Linked DNA regions of Mus musculus: region 1 is linked to region 2. Evidence: chromatin loops called from intact Hi-C (ENCODE). Cell type or tissue: left cerebral cortex. All regions are shown on one strand.

Evidence for each region. Hi-C counts contacts between places; a loop is a spot of excess contacts. Peaks named below come from ENCODE experiments on the same cell type or tissue, not always from the same donor. Only the 100,000 strongest peaks of a DNase experiment are listed, where the experiment ranks them.
Region 1: it touches region 2 in a loop (6-fold over the local background); 16 of 42 quality-filtered maps call a loop at or near these places.

Annotation. Positions count from the first base shown.
Region 1 is chr8:90,904,224-90,912,223 of GRCm38, reverse strand. The region is part of intron 2 of Chd9 (chromodomain helicase DNA binding protein 9); the gene reads right to left. Among named protein-coding and RNA genes, the nearest start is that of Chd9, 79 kb to the right of the region's middle. In left cerebral cortex, CTCF peaks have their summits at 2,893 and 4,027; DNase peaks (open chromatin) are centred at 2,843 and 3,866; H3K4me3 peaks cover 2,276 bases; H3K27ac peaks cover 2,199 bases.
Region 2 is chr8:90,824,567-90,832,566 of GRCm38, reverse strand. It overlaps Chd9 (chromodomain helicase DNA binding protein 9), which reads right to left and starts at 3,732. Exons shown (of 40, transcript NM_177224.2): 1 at 3,653-3,732. In left cerebral cortex, CTCF peaks have their summits at 3,766 (motif pointing left), 4,574 and 4,776 (motif pointing left); DNase peaks (open chromatin) are centred at 2,936, 3,747 and 4,113; H3K4me3 peaks cover 2,153 bases; H3K27ac peaks cover 2,116 bases.

The sequences.
Region 1 (8,000 bases), 80 kb before region 2:
CGAATGTCTTTAATTCCAGGTCTTGGGAGGCAGAGGTAGGCAGATCTCTGTGAATTTGAGGCAGCCTGGTCTACTTAGAGAGTTCTAGGACAGATAGATAGGTAGACAGACAGGTAGACAGACAGACAGATAGTAAGATCCTGTTTGGGTGAGCATTGAAGTTGAGATAAAAGTCACCCAAGACACTTCTAAGGTGAAAATTCTGTTATTTCATTCATCATAATGTTTTTCTATAGTTTTTATCAAAGGTAATACTTTTTGTTGTTGTTGGTTGCTTGTTTGTTTTTCGAGACAGGGTTTCTCTGTAGCCCTGGCTGTCCTGGAACTCACTTTGTAGACCAAGCTGGCTTTGAACTCAGAAATCCGCCTGCCTCTGCCTCCCAAGTGCTGGGACTAAAGGCGTGCACCACCGCGTCCAGCTAAAGGTAATACTTTCTTACCTTGATGCATACCTACTGACGCAAGAGTTTTCTTTCAAAAAAAAAAAATTGTGTGTGTGAGAAAACCAACTATACTATCTGTTTTTAAACCTTTGCCTTTTCTTAACACAAAATGCTTTCTCTGCTTGTGTGTTTGTGTGTATGTATGTGTGTGTTTTCAGATGATAGATGTCATGAGATACACAGAATCCTAAACTTCTAAAGCTAGGGGAAACGGCTTTTTCTTTGTTCTTGATTTAGGATCTCATCATGTATCCCTGGCTGACCTAGAACTCCTATGTAGAACAAGCTGGCCTCAAACTCAGAGATCCACCTGTCTCTACCACCTGAGTTCTGAGAGTTAATCGTTTATGCTACTACTTGTGGCATCCAAGAAACTAGAGATGACAGGAGTCAAGACACCTAACTATAGTCACACAGCTAGTTAAGACAGAATAAACTCATTCTCCCCAACAAGTCCTCCAAGAAAAGGACTTTACTGGCACCCCAGCTCCCTGGTATTTTCTAATAGCCTTTAAAACACCATCTTCTACTCAATCACAGGATGGTATGTGGGAGAGCTGGGGGTGGGGGTGGGGCGACATGTCTTTTTACTACACTATCCACTTTCCCTAGATATTTATTATTCCAGTATGATAAAGTTACTATTAACTACTTCTGAATTCGTTCCCTATTGCATTTCATGTCCCTGTTACATAGTCTGTAGTTCAAAGGAAACTAAAAGGACACATGACAATACTTTGGAAATTAATGGAAATTTTGGGGTTGTTTGGTTTTGAGTCAAGGTCTTGCTATGTAGTCCTAGTTAGGCTGGAACCCACTTCATCTACAGAGACCCTGCTGCCTCTGCCTTCCAGTGCTAAGATTACAGGCCCATGCCACCACTTACAAACCAGTGAATTACTAAAGTCAGTGAGAAAAATTAAAGTTCTGTTCACTGTAGCTAGTGTGAATTCCTTTTTATTTATTTTTTATTTTTTTGGTTTTTTCGAGTAGTCCTGGCTATCCTGGAACTCACTTTGTAGTCCAGGCTGGCCTCAAACTCAGAAATCTGCCTGCCTCTGGCTCCCAAGTGCTGGGACTAAAGGCGTGCGCCACCACTGCCCGGCTAGTGTGAATTCTTAAAGCCACATTAGAAACAGAAGTCTTTTGGAACATAAAACATAGGTTAAGATGCTCAGAGGAATAGGTTAATATCATGAAACGTTTATCCAACATCCAGCCTAAGGCTCTATGCTACCTGTTGTTAGCAAAAGGGGTTATCTAAATTCAAGTGTTGTAAATTCAAGAGAAACACTGTGGGCATCCTTTAGCTGAAAACATTGTCCGATTCTCCAAATGGGAAATCCTCTAAAGTTTGTATTCTGTGTATGCACGTGTTTGCAGACTTCCTGGTTCTCTCAAAAACGATTGTACAGTTATATTTAGGTAGAGTAACATTACATAAAACAATCCCTATTTTCTGTTCAAATCATAAGCCAAAGGACTAGAGAACTGAAGTCATAAAAAGTGGCATCAAAACTGGAAAACTAACTCCCAATAGTAATTCTAGTGGCTCAGGGGTTAGGAGTACTTTTTGTTGCTCTAGAGGAGCCAGGTTCCTAGCACCCACATGGCAGCTTACAACTGTCTGTAATTCCAGTTCCAGGGCATGCTGTGCTCCAGTGACCCCACTGCTCTTGCGGGACGCCCTGTCACAAGTAACCAAAGTGAGACAGCAGACAGGGGGCAAGGCTGCACGAGCATATCTATCTATCTATCTATCTATCTATCTATCTATCTATCTATCTATCTATTTATCTATCTATCTATCTGTGTCTGTGCGGGCAAAATACCCATATGCATAAAATAAAACTTTAAAAATATTTAAAATATTTATTTGTGTGTGTGTGTGTGTGTGTGTGTGTGTGTGTGTACACTTGCATGTGCAGGTGTCCACAAATCAACATCGATCTGGAGTTACACATGTCTGTGAACTGCCTGATTTGGGTGCTGGGATCTGAACTCTGGTACAAACACAGCAGTAAGTGCTCTTAACCTCTGAGCCATCTCTCCAACCCAGTGTGATGGTGGTTTTTATTAATAAACTTTATTGCATAGGGCAAGATCAGGTAAATGGATAAAAGTCACCTTAGGGTCAGGAGCAAGCTCCCCAGAAAAGTAACCGTGCAGCACTGTTAATACCTCGACTGTGTCACAACTTTAATTCGCATCTACTTTGTCCTGAAAAGTTTTTGCTTTCCCTTTTTACCAGGCAAACCAAAACCAAAAAAGGAACAAGCAAATCACTCTATGAGCTGGCAGCTGTGACAGGCCAGGAAGACACACAGGCTTTCCGGGTCCGTGCTTGGCTTCGGGATGGATGTCCGCGAGGAGAGCCTTGGAACCACCCAACACGTCCCACACCCTGACAGACTCCGAGAAAGCAGCAGCACTGGCAGGCGGGGACCCGCTGCAGACGCGGAGAGGCCCTCAAGGTGGCCTCCCGGGCGTGGGGGAAGGCGGTAAAGGGGACCCAGAGGCAAAGCTCAGGGTAGTGCTGAGGGCGTGCTGTGCTCCCGGGACCCCACTGTTCGCGCGGGACGCCCTGTCACGAGTAACCGAGGCGAGACACCGGGCGGGGGACAAGGCTGCCAGACGAGGGAAGCCCGCGCCTAGGCGGGGATCGACCCTGGGGGAGGCCAGGAGCAGCGCCCGACCCACCGGGGTTCACCTCCGGCCCAAGCAACAGGCGCAGCGGCGGGTCCCGACCCGGGGTACCGGACTAGGGGCGAGGGCACCGCTGCAGCCATGACAGGCGGGCGGGCGGGCCCCGGTGTGCCCGGCTGCACGTGCGGGCAGCGCCCCCCTCCCCGGCCCCTAGCCCCAATCATCCGCCCCTTAAGAGCGGGGAGCCCGGTCCCCGGGTGGGTGGGGGGAGGCGCATGTACTCACCGCCACCGCTAAGACTCCCCGCCGCCCCCCGCCTCGCCCTCTTACACTGACACGCGCGGCCGGCCGGGCGGGGGCGGCCTCCAGCGACCACCGGGCTACCAGACCCTCCCCCGCCAGTCTCCACCAGTTGAGCAATGTTTGCTGTCCCGCTGCGCCCCGGGTGTCCTCCCCACGCCGGAGGAGGCGGGCGGCAGCGCCGAGCGGCGGCACTTACCGGCTGCTCGGCCAGGCCCCCCTGTCAGCGCCCGGCCGGGAGCGAAGGAGGGAGGCGAGCAGGGGCGCCGCCCCCGCCCCCCCCCCGCGCGCCACGCACCCGCCTGATTGGCCCGGTTCACTCCCCCAGCGCGACCCCACCAGCCCCTGCGAGCGGCACTCCCGCAGCAACCGGCGCCTCATTTGCATATCTGTGACCGCGCCGCTGATTGGCCCGGGCGCACAGGGGCGGCCGTGACCGGTGCAGCTCGGGTCGTCGCTCGGTCCGGCTAGGGCTGCCCAAGAAAGGAGGATACCCACGCGGCTCCGCGCCCCTCCGCCTGGCCCGACCTCCGACGGAGGGCAGCAGGAGGCGGGGTTGCTACCCTGCTCCGGGGCGGTCCGCGCGGTTCCACGCGCAGCCCAGGGCGGCCTCGGGGCGGGGAAGGGCTGGGGCCGGGCGCCCTCTGGCCGGAGCGTGGGGCAGTGCAGAACCCGCTCCCCCGCCGCCACGTCAGGCCCCGCCACGTCAGGCCCCGCGGGCACGCCCCGGCTGCCCGAGGCCTTGCGGGGTCGGCGCCGAGGTCACTCCCGTGGGCTCTGGAAGCCCTTCTGAGCGGCGTGGCTCTGACCCACCACGTCCTCCGTGCTCTCCACGTCCCCGGGTACACGCGGTGTACTGTGAAAACCGGGAGCCCGGCGAAGGCCGCCGCCGATGATGCAGCGATTAAAGAAAGCTAGGTGCGGAGCACCTGCTGCGGAAAAGGCGCCCGGACCGAGTCCTGATCTACGCGACAGCGTGCCTCGAGTGGGAAGACTGCCCCAGGTTCAGGGCTCACGTACCGGATCGCCATTAGAAAGGGGAAGGGAAACGAAAGAGGGACTGCATAAATAAATGACAGGTGTGCTAAGCTGGTTCAGGAATTGAGAATGCACTTGAAAACCACTGTCTTCAGAAGGCGCTGGGACACAGGAGTTCCTTCTGTCACTAATTAACTGACTGACCTACATTGTCGCGAAGTATCCCAGGGCCTTGGTCTTCTCTTCTGTATAACGAAGAGGCTGGACAGATCTTCTAAAAGCGTTCCGGCTCTAAAATTCCATCAGCCTCTACTTTCAGACCCAGAAGTGACCTTATAACCTAATTAATTTTTTAAATCACTATTCAGGTTCAAGATAGACAAAATGCTGAAGGTTTGAACTTCGGTAAACCTACCTCTCTATGTTCGTTCAAAGCTGCTTAGTGTTTTCAAATCCAGTGTGGGTGAGACTTACCATGCATCCTTTAGTGGACCAAAATCTCCTGAATTTGAGGTTCCATATAGGAACACTGTCAACCTGGTTTGTACATAACCAGAATCGGTTGCGGTATACATGATGAACTGGTTAATTTTTTAATTAAAATGTTATATACATCTCTTTATGGGAGAGGGGGTATGTGATGGTCAGAGAACAACTTGCAGAATTCAGTTCTGTCTTTTCAACATGTGGATTCTGGTGGCCAAAGTAGGGCCTCAAGCACTCTTGCCAACTGAGTCAACACGGAAGCCAATATTTTAAAGGGTCTTCCCCATGCTAACCAGGCACTACCGAGAGCTACATCTTCTACCTAAGCAATCTCATTCTTTAAATGAGAGAACTCATGACCTCCAGAATAGATGGTTCTCCTAGCTGAGATACTGATGGAGCTGGGAGAAAAAGGTGCCAGAAAGGTTACAATTACAGCTGTGCTTACTCTAAAGGATACTTAGTAACGAGAACCTCACTGAAGGAGAATTAAGATGCGCAGTCACGCCCTTGGAACTCTCAACTCCCTACATTGCTTATTTGTATTGTGTTCTATTTTGCGAACTTAATTTGAGTCAAATTTAAGGCCAGTACCATTTATCTGGCATTGCAAAAGTTACTCCATATAGATGAAAATTTTCAGCTACTTGAAAAGGAAAACTTTCCTTCCCATGATCTGATGGAAAACTCATGGTCTCTTGAACACAGCTTTCTGGTAATTATGTATAGCTAGTAATTAAGAAACATCAATAATTATCAACATTACTGTGCTCACAATCTGTGAGTGCCCTCAAAAATGTGTAGAATTTATTCCCGTAATAAAAGCCCCCACGATCCCTATGGCTGTTTTTCTATGTCTCCATCACAGTAAGGCTGACACTTTGCAATGCTTTTTACCAAACAAGTTCCTTTTGGTGTTTTTTGGTTTTGCTTTTTTTTTTTTTTTTTAATTTACTTTTTTGGTGTTTTGATGATATGTGAACTTAAAGTTCAAATTTAAAAAAAACTCACTACACATATTTGTGTGCGTATACTTGTGTACATTAGCTTACATGTGTGTAGCAGTCACAGGACAGCCAGCTCAGGATGTCACTTCTTTCCTACCTGGGAAGCCACCTCATGTCAGAAATCATGTTTACCTGACTGAACCACCTACCTTGCTGGCCTTAAACTATCAAGGTTTCAGGATTTTATTAACTTTTGATGGGGTTCACCCTCTCCACAACTTTTTCAACAGGTTCTACTCATACCTAGTTTGGCTATTCAGTGACTGGTTTTCAATGTGGTGTTGGTCTGGATTTTGTTTGTTTGTTCTGGTTTAGTTTTTTGAAACAGGTTTTTGCTATGCTATGTATGCGAGGCTAGCCTTGAATTTGTAGTCTTTCTCACCTTTATCTCCCAAGTGCTGAGATCACAACTAGGGTCACCTATTTACTAAATCCTGGTGGTACTGTCAGTGATCTTTCTGGGATGAACTCCCCCCAAAATATAGCAGAGGATGATTGTGAAACAACATGGTCTCTTGATGTTAGCAATGAGCCATCTCACGAACAACATCAAAATCTAGTAAAAAACGTTCTTATCAGGCCATGAATGTCCAAAGCCAAGTAGTGGTCAAAAGGGATCCGGACAGGAACCCCTTCCCACTCAAAAGAAGGAACAGCTACATTCCTAAGCAGTGTCTCAAAGCAAAAAGGCCTCACAGCGATGGACACAGTGATCCAAATTGCCAGGAAGCCCATGCAGTGACACTGTGTGTGTGTGTGTGTGTGTGTGTGTGTGTGTGTGTGTGTGTGTGTGTGTGAGAGAGAGAGAGAGAGACATTAAAACTGCTCAATGAGGAAAGGATTCTTTTTTCCCATTTTATACACAAAGAAGGTTTGGAATTTGTCATGGTTACAGCGTCATTGACAGAAATATTTAAACACAGAACTATCTGGTCTCAACACCTACACTTCTAAACCATTACACTGCATCCAGCCTTCAGCTTGAGTTTCCTATTCTATGTTTATAAAATCCTTTATTTTGAAGGAGTGCGTAACTAGTTTGACACCTTAGAAGGTAGAATTTCCTACAGCGACATTTCAATTTAGGTCTCCAAAAGACAATCTCACCATGCAAATTGGTGAGCTTCTTCTGTAAGTTTGAAAAGCGATTATCCTCTAGATGTACCTCTTCCATATCAGACTTCCGGTTTCTCTGACTTGACCCTCCCCAAATGTAAATGACAAAGAAAAAACATATAACTGATTTCATTAGCAACTCCTTCCAGGACCCGTTCACTCTGGAGTAAACCGAAACACTCACACTGGAAACTTGAAAACGCAGGTTTAGAACTTCCTTTACTAAACCCTGAGAAGAGATGCCCATGTTTCCAGCGCCCCAGTGCTCGAGTACAGGGATGGGCCCCATTCTGCCATAGAAACGAAGATTGAGAGACACATAGATCTAAGACAGATCTTACATTGCTGGGAGAAATATATTGGGAAAGTTGCCTACAGAAGCAAGAAAGCTGGGTTCCCCCCCCCCCAAACACACACACAAATTTTTAGTTCTTTGAAACAGAGATGCTCTTGACCCAGGCTATACTCAAATTCACTCTATAACTAACGATGATTGAATTTCTGATTCCTAAGTACTGTTTCCTAAGCACAGGTGTGAGCCTCCATACCCAACCCCCAACAATGTTCTATAGGTTAAGAGAAAAGTGACTACATCTTGGCTAGAATATACCTGGCTTATCTAAAGATAATATCCCTGAAGTCAGAGCTGCTAAAGCCCCAGGCCCCAGTGTTGGGGGATGTTTTGGTGCACTATGTATTCAATTGCTAATGAGATCGGGTGGCAGTTGGGAGTTTGGTATTGTCATGATTATGAAGTATTTCCTGACTCCCTATTTTGTAAAACCTTGTTCTCCTGCCATCATCTTCTGGTTGGTCAGTAAGAGAAGATCATCAGATAGTGGGCAGGAGAGGAAAAGGGGGGAATTTCTGCCCCCCACCCCCAGCCAGGGGGAGGGTCTCAATTGGTAGCCAAGGAGTCTCCACACAGGAATAAAGAAGAAGGCCAGGGGCAGACCAAGATGGCAGGTACTGGGCCACATGGCTGGGAAGTAGGTCATGCCAGCATTGTCAGGTTAGAATAGGC
Region 2 (8,000 bases):
GTCCAGGTTTACCTAACTTCCTACGTAGTTAAGGCTGCCTTTGAACTTGTGACCTTGTTGCCTTTGCCTCCTAAGGCCAAGGATTAAACTCATAAATCCTAACTCCAGGCACCCCAGCTGTGTAAGTTTTGAATATTTATTCTATCTATCTATCTATCTATCTATCTATCTATCTATCTATCTATCTATCTATCTATCTATCTATCTATCTACCTATCCTCTATTTATTTTTTTATGTATGAGTACACTGTCACTGTCTTCAGACACACCAGAGGAGGGCATCTGATCCCATTACAGATGGTTATGAGCCACTGTATGGTTCTTGGAATTGAACTCAGGACCTCCTGAATTAACCACTGAGCCATCTCTCCAGCCCCCTATCTACCTACTTTTGAGGCAGAACCTCTATGTAGTCCTGGCTGTCCTGGAGCTCGCTATGTAAACCAGGCTGGTTTCAAACTCACAGAGATCTACCTGCCTCTGTCTCCAAAGTGCTAGGATTAAAGGCATATGCCATCACACTAGGTGAGCAACTCTTTTCATAGCATAGGACATTGATAACATCAACCTGTCAAAGATGGAAAAGATCCTGGCCAGCCTGCCAGGATTACTGTGCTAATTGGATGAAATAAGATCTGGCCACCAAACACAGTGCCACCTGACCCAAGCTCCCTCCAGCATATTACTATTTTAGTGTAGCTCCCTCTGACCACCACAGTCCCCGGCCCTTGGGTCAGCAGAAATCTCTAACCTTACCCCGATCTTGGCCACTTCCAGACCTTTACACATTTGTGCTTTGTATCTAGGACACCTTATCTCGCACTTTATCTATACCCAAGGTCAATGCACAGTCTTGTTTTATGTTTACCTGTTTAAAGATCTGTGTGTATATAGTGCTGAAGATGGAACCCAGAGCCTTGTACATGCTAGGTAAAGTCCACCACCAGTCTACTTTCATATTTAATATATGTTGTTTCTCCACCAACAGCACCACAACCTTTGTCTGAAGAAAGATTTTCCAACATGAATTCTACCACAAAACACATAACTGACTTCTGAGCTTAGGGACATCAGGCAGCATCAGGATCAGGGACCATTGTTATCAGCCAAGTCACCAAGAAAAAGTACAAACACATACACACACACACACACACACACACACACACACACACACACACACAAAATTGTGGTACCCATTAGACCATAGAACAGATACTCGTTTATGCAAATAGCCTCTACATTATGATGGCCCTCAATACCCACAAACCTACTGGAAGCAGAAAATATTGTAGGCTGGAGGTACACTGCTTGCACCCAACCTGTTGAACGTGCTAGCTTCAGCAACAGGGCACGTCGGAGCCTGTAGGTGTTTCCCCTTCTGATCACATGGCTGCCTGAGAGAGGCAGCTCATTGCTGCTGCCCTGCATAACAAGAAAGGGACCTCCTACAAACTGCGGGTCCAGGGAAAGACCAAGATTGACAGTAAAGTTCACCTTGCACAAAACGCATGTGACTTTCGTATCCCTAGTAAAGCCCGAAAGCCAGAAGGGAAGCCATTAGAATAGAAATAGAATAGAATAGGAAGCCATTATTAGAATAGAAGCCAGCCATTGTTTGCAGATGGACACCTGAAGAGAGATGACAAAACTTTTTCTTGTTTGACCTCAGCTCAGGACAGGAACATTGGTTGACAACTTTTTCTTTTCTTTGTTTGTTTTTGTTTTTTTCAAGACAGGGTTTCTCTGGGTAGCCCTGGCTGTTCTGGAACTCAAATTGTAGACCAGACTGGACTCGAACTTAGAGAACCATCTGCTTCTGCCTTCTGAGTGCTGGGATTAAAGGTGTGCACTAACACACTGAACTCAGGCGACAATATTTTTGATGTTCTGAAAGGTTCAAATATGACTGTCAAAGTACCAGGGGTATTGATTTGGGGAGACACAATCCAATTTAGCAAGTCTTTGAGTTTGTTAAATATAATGTAGATCTCGTGAACTCCTAGCTGTTTTCATTGTTGTGTATGAGTTCATAGAGGGCTGATTTACCCCTCTCTGTCTTGCCCACATTTTATGGTTTGTGTCAGGAAGCCTACCTGGCACACAGTACGTGCTGGATAACGATTATATTTCCATTGATGGATTGAAGAAGTTCAGTGGAAGGGTCATGCTCGTGACCATGGGTTCACCCCTGGACTAGGTATCTGCTTGGTGTGTGTGTGTGTGTGTGTGTGTGTGTGTGTATGTGTGGTGTGTGTGTGTGTGTGTGTGTGTGTGTGTGTGACAGAGAGAGAGAGAGAGAGAGAGAGAGAGAGAGAACCTAGGGTCTCATGTATACTTAGCAAGCACTCTAGCAACAAAGCCACATTCCTAGCTCCTAGTCTGCCTCTGATCATGTTGATAACTTCCAGCAAGCCCTTTGGTTCCTAAGTCCCAGCTTTTGGGACATCAAAGTGGGGTATCTTAGCTCCCAGATGGGTTACTTCTGTCTACAGTACCTGCTACTCTGTGGATTATGATAAGAGTTGTGATGGTGCACAGGATGAACTGTGCCTGGCACAGAACTACTATCTGTAAACACAGGCTTTCAGTCTTAATCGTTCCCATAGCAACTCTTGAGAGTTTTATACCTCTGTACCCATTCCATAGATGTGGAAACTGAAAGTGAGGGTGATTGAGTGAGTTTATTTAAAGACACAAATAAGGGAGGGCTGGCTCTGGAGAGTCCAGGCTCCTGCTGCTAACACTTGGCTGTTACATAAGATTCACGGGGCCATTTTTTACTAGTTACAAAGTCGTCGTCCACCCCCCCCCCCCGCCCCCGGGTGTGCTTGGCTCCATTGATCAGAAGGATGAGTGCAGCCTGGATCCACTCCTGCACTCATCTGGGATTAGAGTGGGGGAGAACCCCTCTCTCCTCCTATCCACTTGGGGAACCCTTTCATACTGTACATGATTTGATTGGCTCTCTTTTCTCTGGCACTTCTGAGTTCCACCCTTTGGGGTAGGGTGTTGGCTTGTCACACTGAGTTTGACAGCCCAAAGGCAGAGGCAATTGCTGGTTGAAAAGGCAAGAGGGAGGGGGAGGGAAGAGAAGCCTTCCGGGCTTGTAATAGGGTCTTCTCTAACTCTTTTGGTCAAAGAGCCCTTGAATCTGGCTGCAAGCTGGAATCCCCTGGGGGAAGTTTTTAATAAAAGCTCCCCACGTCCAACTCAAACCAATTACATCTGGGGCTCGGGGTGGGGGTGGAGGCATGGAACCCAGACAGCAGCATGCCTTACTATCCCTTAACCAACAATCAATGCATGCCCAAGTTTGAGAAGTGCTGCGATCCTGTTCTCCCCTCAGCTCAACTGGAGGCACCCTAGGACAGCAGTCCCACCTTTCTGTGTTGAAGACTTGCTGTGTGGGGGCTGGGCGTGCCTTCCGGAGGCCCAGGCTCGTGAAGGATGTCTGAGTGCGAGCCAGGGACCTGGGGTTCTGCTCAGCTTAGGCCCAGCTCTGGGACAGCGGGGCTCCAGGTCCTCTTGGGGCAACAGCACATGTGGCCGCTCTGTCCTCGTTGGTCATCAATGCAAACCACAAACGAGGTTGCGCGGCGGCCAACCCACCCCAGCCTCAGACATTCTAGGGACACGCCCGAGGAATCCTTACCTTAGCTGCCGGCGCTGTCCTCCAGTCCCCGGAACCCTAGGACTCTGGTTCCATCTGTCTCCCTCGCCGGCGCCAGACAGGCGCCACTAGAGCGCAGGCACCACCTAGTGGCCGTAAGATGGTAGCGCGGGCAGGGGCTGGGAGGTGCGAGCGCAGTGCAGGGCGGAAATGCAGCTGGGCCTTCCCACGCTGGTGGCTTCCAACACCGCGGAGCCCGGGGGGGGGGCGCAGATTTGGCCTGGGCTGCACCACCTTCACCCCTTGGGGAGCGTGGGGAACGGAATTTGTTGTACTTTTTCTTGGAGGCGTGGAGGAGCTGTCAGGTCTGGGCCTCTGACCTGGGATCCACCCTGGGATTTTCCTGGCAGGGCTCATGGATCTTTCCTTTCCACCGTCAGCTTTCAGTACGCCCTAGTCTGGCGTGGCTTCTCCTTTAAACACCCTGGGAGCATCCGAGGATGCCACGGACTGGGTTTATTTCAAGCCCAGGGATGCCTATCCCTATCAGCAGTCCTTCACGTCACCTCCCACCCTTTCCCTGGTTTTCTGATGCCTCCATTACCTTCTGCTGACCTGTCTGTAACAACCCTGTCTGTACCAGTACGGGGGTGGAGTCCCGGAGACACAATTAGAACCCTTGGGATTTGGCCACCCAGGTGGTGTTTCTTCCGGAGGCTCATTAGCATGTCTTTGGCGGGTCGCCTGGCATCCCTGACTCCTTAGCCTCACATTCCAGCAACAACCTCCTTCATCACTGTGACGCCAAAAACACCCCTTTGGGTTTCCAAATGTCTCCCTGGTTGGAGGGAGAACTGCTCCAGGCTGAGAACTAATTAGCTGATAATTAAGATCAGATGACGCTAAATGAAGTCCACTGTCCACGGAAGTCCTATTACCACGCATTGTAGAGCTGAGGGGATCTTCAGGCCGGTCCTTTCCAGCAGGTTTCAGTATTTTCTTCTAACTAAGACATAGTGGACAGTGTTACAAAAATAGTGGATTTAGGGCTGGTGAGATGGCTCAGCAGGTAAGAGCACCCGACTGCTCTTCCGAAGGTCCTGAGTTCAAATCCCAGCAACCACATGGTGGATCACAACCATCCCTAACGAGATCTGACTCCCTCTTCTGGTGTGTCTGAAGACAGCTAGTGTACTTACATATAATAAATAAATAAATCTTTTTTAAAAAAAGTATAATGAATCCCTTAAAAAAAATAGTGGATTTAGAAAAAACAAAAAATTGCCGGAGTGGTGATTGGTTGTACTCGGGAGTCAGAAGCAGCGTCTGGTTTACATAGTAAACTCCAGGCTAGCCTGGGAAATGTCTCAGCAGGTATAGGCACTTGCCACACACACAGTATGCAAGTATATAATTTTTAGTGGATTATTTTTAAATGCTGGATTATTTAATGCACTCATGCAACCTTTATTTCTTCTTCTTCTTCTTCTTCTTCTTCTTCTTCTTCTTCTTCTTCTTCTTCTTCTTCTTCTTCTTCTTCTTCTTCTTCTTCTTCTTCTTCTTCTTCTTCTTCTTCTTCTTCTTCTTCTTCTTCTTCTTCTTCTTCTTCTTTGTTATTTTGAGACAGGGTTTCTCTATGTAGCCCTGGCTGTCCTGGAACTCACTCTGCAGACCAGGCTGGCCTTAAACTCAGAAATCCACCTGCCTCTGCCTCCCAAGTGCTAGGATTAAAGGTGTGCTCCACTACTGCCTGGCCTGTTTCTTCTTTAAGTGAATATTAACTGAGTCTCTATACCTCAGACACTGAGCAGACAAGGGATCCACTCAAGAACACCACAAAAGCTCTCCCACACTTACAGCCTGCACACCACAGTGAGCGAGACAAAGCAGACACAATACCAGCGTGGAGTAGGGAGGTGGACAGGAAGGTCACACCCAGCTGAGGAACCACTGGGGTTGATAGCTACCTGGAGAGGTTAAGTCATGGTTGGACCCCAAGGTATAGCGACCATACCCTAGGTAGGCTCCACATGCAAGAATAGCAGGCAACAGAAACTGGGGAGGGATACAGGGGAGGGGAGGGGAGGAGAGAGGAGAGAGAGAAAGAGAGAGAGAGAGAGGAAAAGGGAGAGAGAGAGAGAGAGAGAGAGAGAGAGAGAGAATCAGCAAGAAGTTGAATGAGTAGGATCTGGGAGGACCTGAGTGATGAATATATTCAAAATAAATTCTTGAGAATTCATATATATACATATATATAGACATATATACACAATCTTTAAATATACACATGTGTAATATATATGGAGAGAGAGAGAGAGAGATCTTATTATGTAGCCCTTGGCTGACCTGAAATTTAATGCATAGACCAGGATGGCCTGGAGCTTGAGACTTGAGATTTAAAAAGTGCACCACTATACCCAGCTTTAGAGAATTTATATAAAACATTATTAAAAAAAAATCTCACTGGGCGTGGTGGCGCATGCCTTTAATCCCAGCACTCAGGAGGCAGAGGCAGGCGGATTTCTGAGTTCGAGGCCAGCCTGGTCTACAAAGTGAGTTCCAGGACAGCCAGGACTATACAGAGAAACCCAGTCTCAAAAAACAAAAACGAACAAACAAACAAACAAACAAAAAATCCAAAAACAAAACCTCTGCCTTTTTCCAGTTTATATTTAATGTAATAGTCAAACACTTTGTTGTTCTGAGAATGGACCCCAGGGCCTCAAGCTTGCTAGGCAAGGACTCTACCCCTGAGCTACATACCTGCCTCATGTTAACACAGTTTACATGTGTATACACACACACACACACACACACACACACACACACACACACACACTCATTCAGCATGACAAAATTCAGTTCTTCACTGCCATGTACAGTATTGTAAAATGATAACCGTTTAATGGATGGATCCCCAGAAGCAGAAGTGAGGAGCGGTAGATACACAAGGTGCTAAGTCATATGGAAAACTTCTTTTAATCCTGCCAGCTCTCCCTGTGTCATGTGGTGATGGTGTCAACAGTGGAACTCCCAGGCAGTTTTTGAAAAGTCTAAGCCATGCATCCTGTCACCCCACCCAGCAATCCGCTCAGTCACCCCGTGCGTGAGCGCCTCCTTCACCTGTGGACTCTGCCCTGGAGCAATCTGCTCAACACGAACATCAGAGGTGGGGAGGCAGGTGGAAGGAGAGTCCTGTGGGCAATCAATGCCTAGAAGGGCAAAAGGCAGGGTAGTAGGTGTGTCACAGAGAAGCGGGTCCCAGCTTGCTCATTGCGGGGCATAGCCATGGTGAAGGTCAGAGAAGGCTGGCAGCCCTAAGGACAAGCTGGCAGGTGAATTCCTGTTCTTTCACTTTCAAAAACCTGAGTCACTTCCACTGCCCCTGCCCCGTCCCCACAGCAGCTCTCTCCTCTCTGCTATGCCCTGGTGCATGTCTGGGCAAAGTCCTCACTCTGGGAGGGAGTCTGATGCCTGGCGTGACCTAATGAGGTTAGAGCACCCAGGACTTCCCCTGGAAGCTCACCTATGCTTTCCTATTCTACTAACCATGGTGTCTTGGAAACTGCAGCTATCAACAAAGGTGTTTCCTCTTAGGTTTCGGCCTCTTTGGGGGATGAAAATGTTGATAGGTAGAAACAATGTCAATAATAGTAAGAATAGTGCCGCTGCCGGCCTGTAAACCCAGCAGGAGGGAGGTAGATGCAAGAAGACAAGGAAGTAGCTTTGGCTACAAGAGACCTTATCACAAAACAAAAATCTCACAAACACCAAACAGGAACACTAACAACTTTTTAAAAGATTTATTTTTATTTATGTGTGTGTCACATATGAACAAAACTGGAGTCGTTCAGCAAGGTAGTTTCCTTTTGTGAAAAGGGTGGGCGCATCAGGACCCAAACCCAGATAGTAAGCCCAGTGAGGCATCCTATTGATGAAAATTCTCCAGTCTGATGGGACTGGCTAATCGGACAGAGGGAAGAGGAAGTTCAGAAACTATGGACACTTGTCAGTAGGGCCCCTACATTTCTCAATGTATGTCTGTGTGTCTCTGTGAGTGCATGCCACATTATGTGGGAGCTATCAGAAGCCAGAGGAGGGCTTTTGATCCCTTGGGGCTGGAGTTAGTTATTGGAGACTGTGGGACACCTGACGTGAGTGTTGGAAACAAAACTTGGGTCCTTTGGTCCACTTCCCAGCAAGTGCTCCTAACTGCTGAGCCATCTCTCAAGCTCCAATATCTTTATAATATATGGGACACCGAGGATTTTAGATTACTGACTTAATTTAACCCTCACAATAATCTTACACAGTAGACACTGCTGTTTTTCTCACATTAGCAGTGAAGAAACTAAGATTTGTAATGATGCAGTAACTATGTGACTCGGCT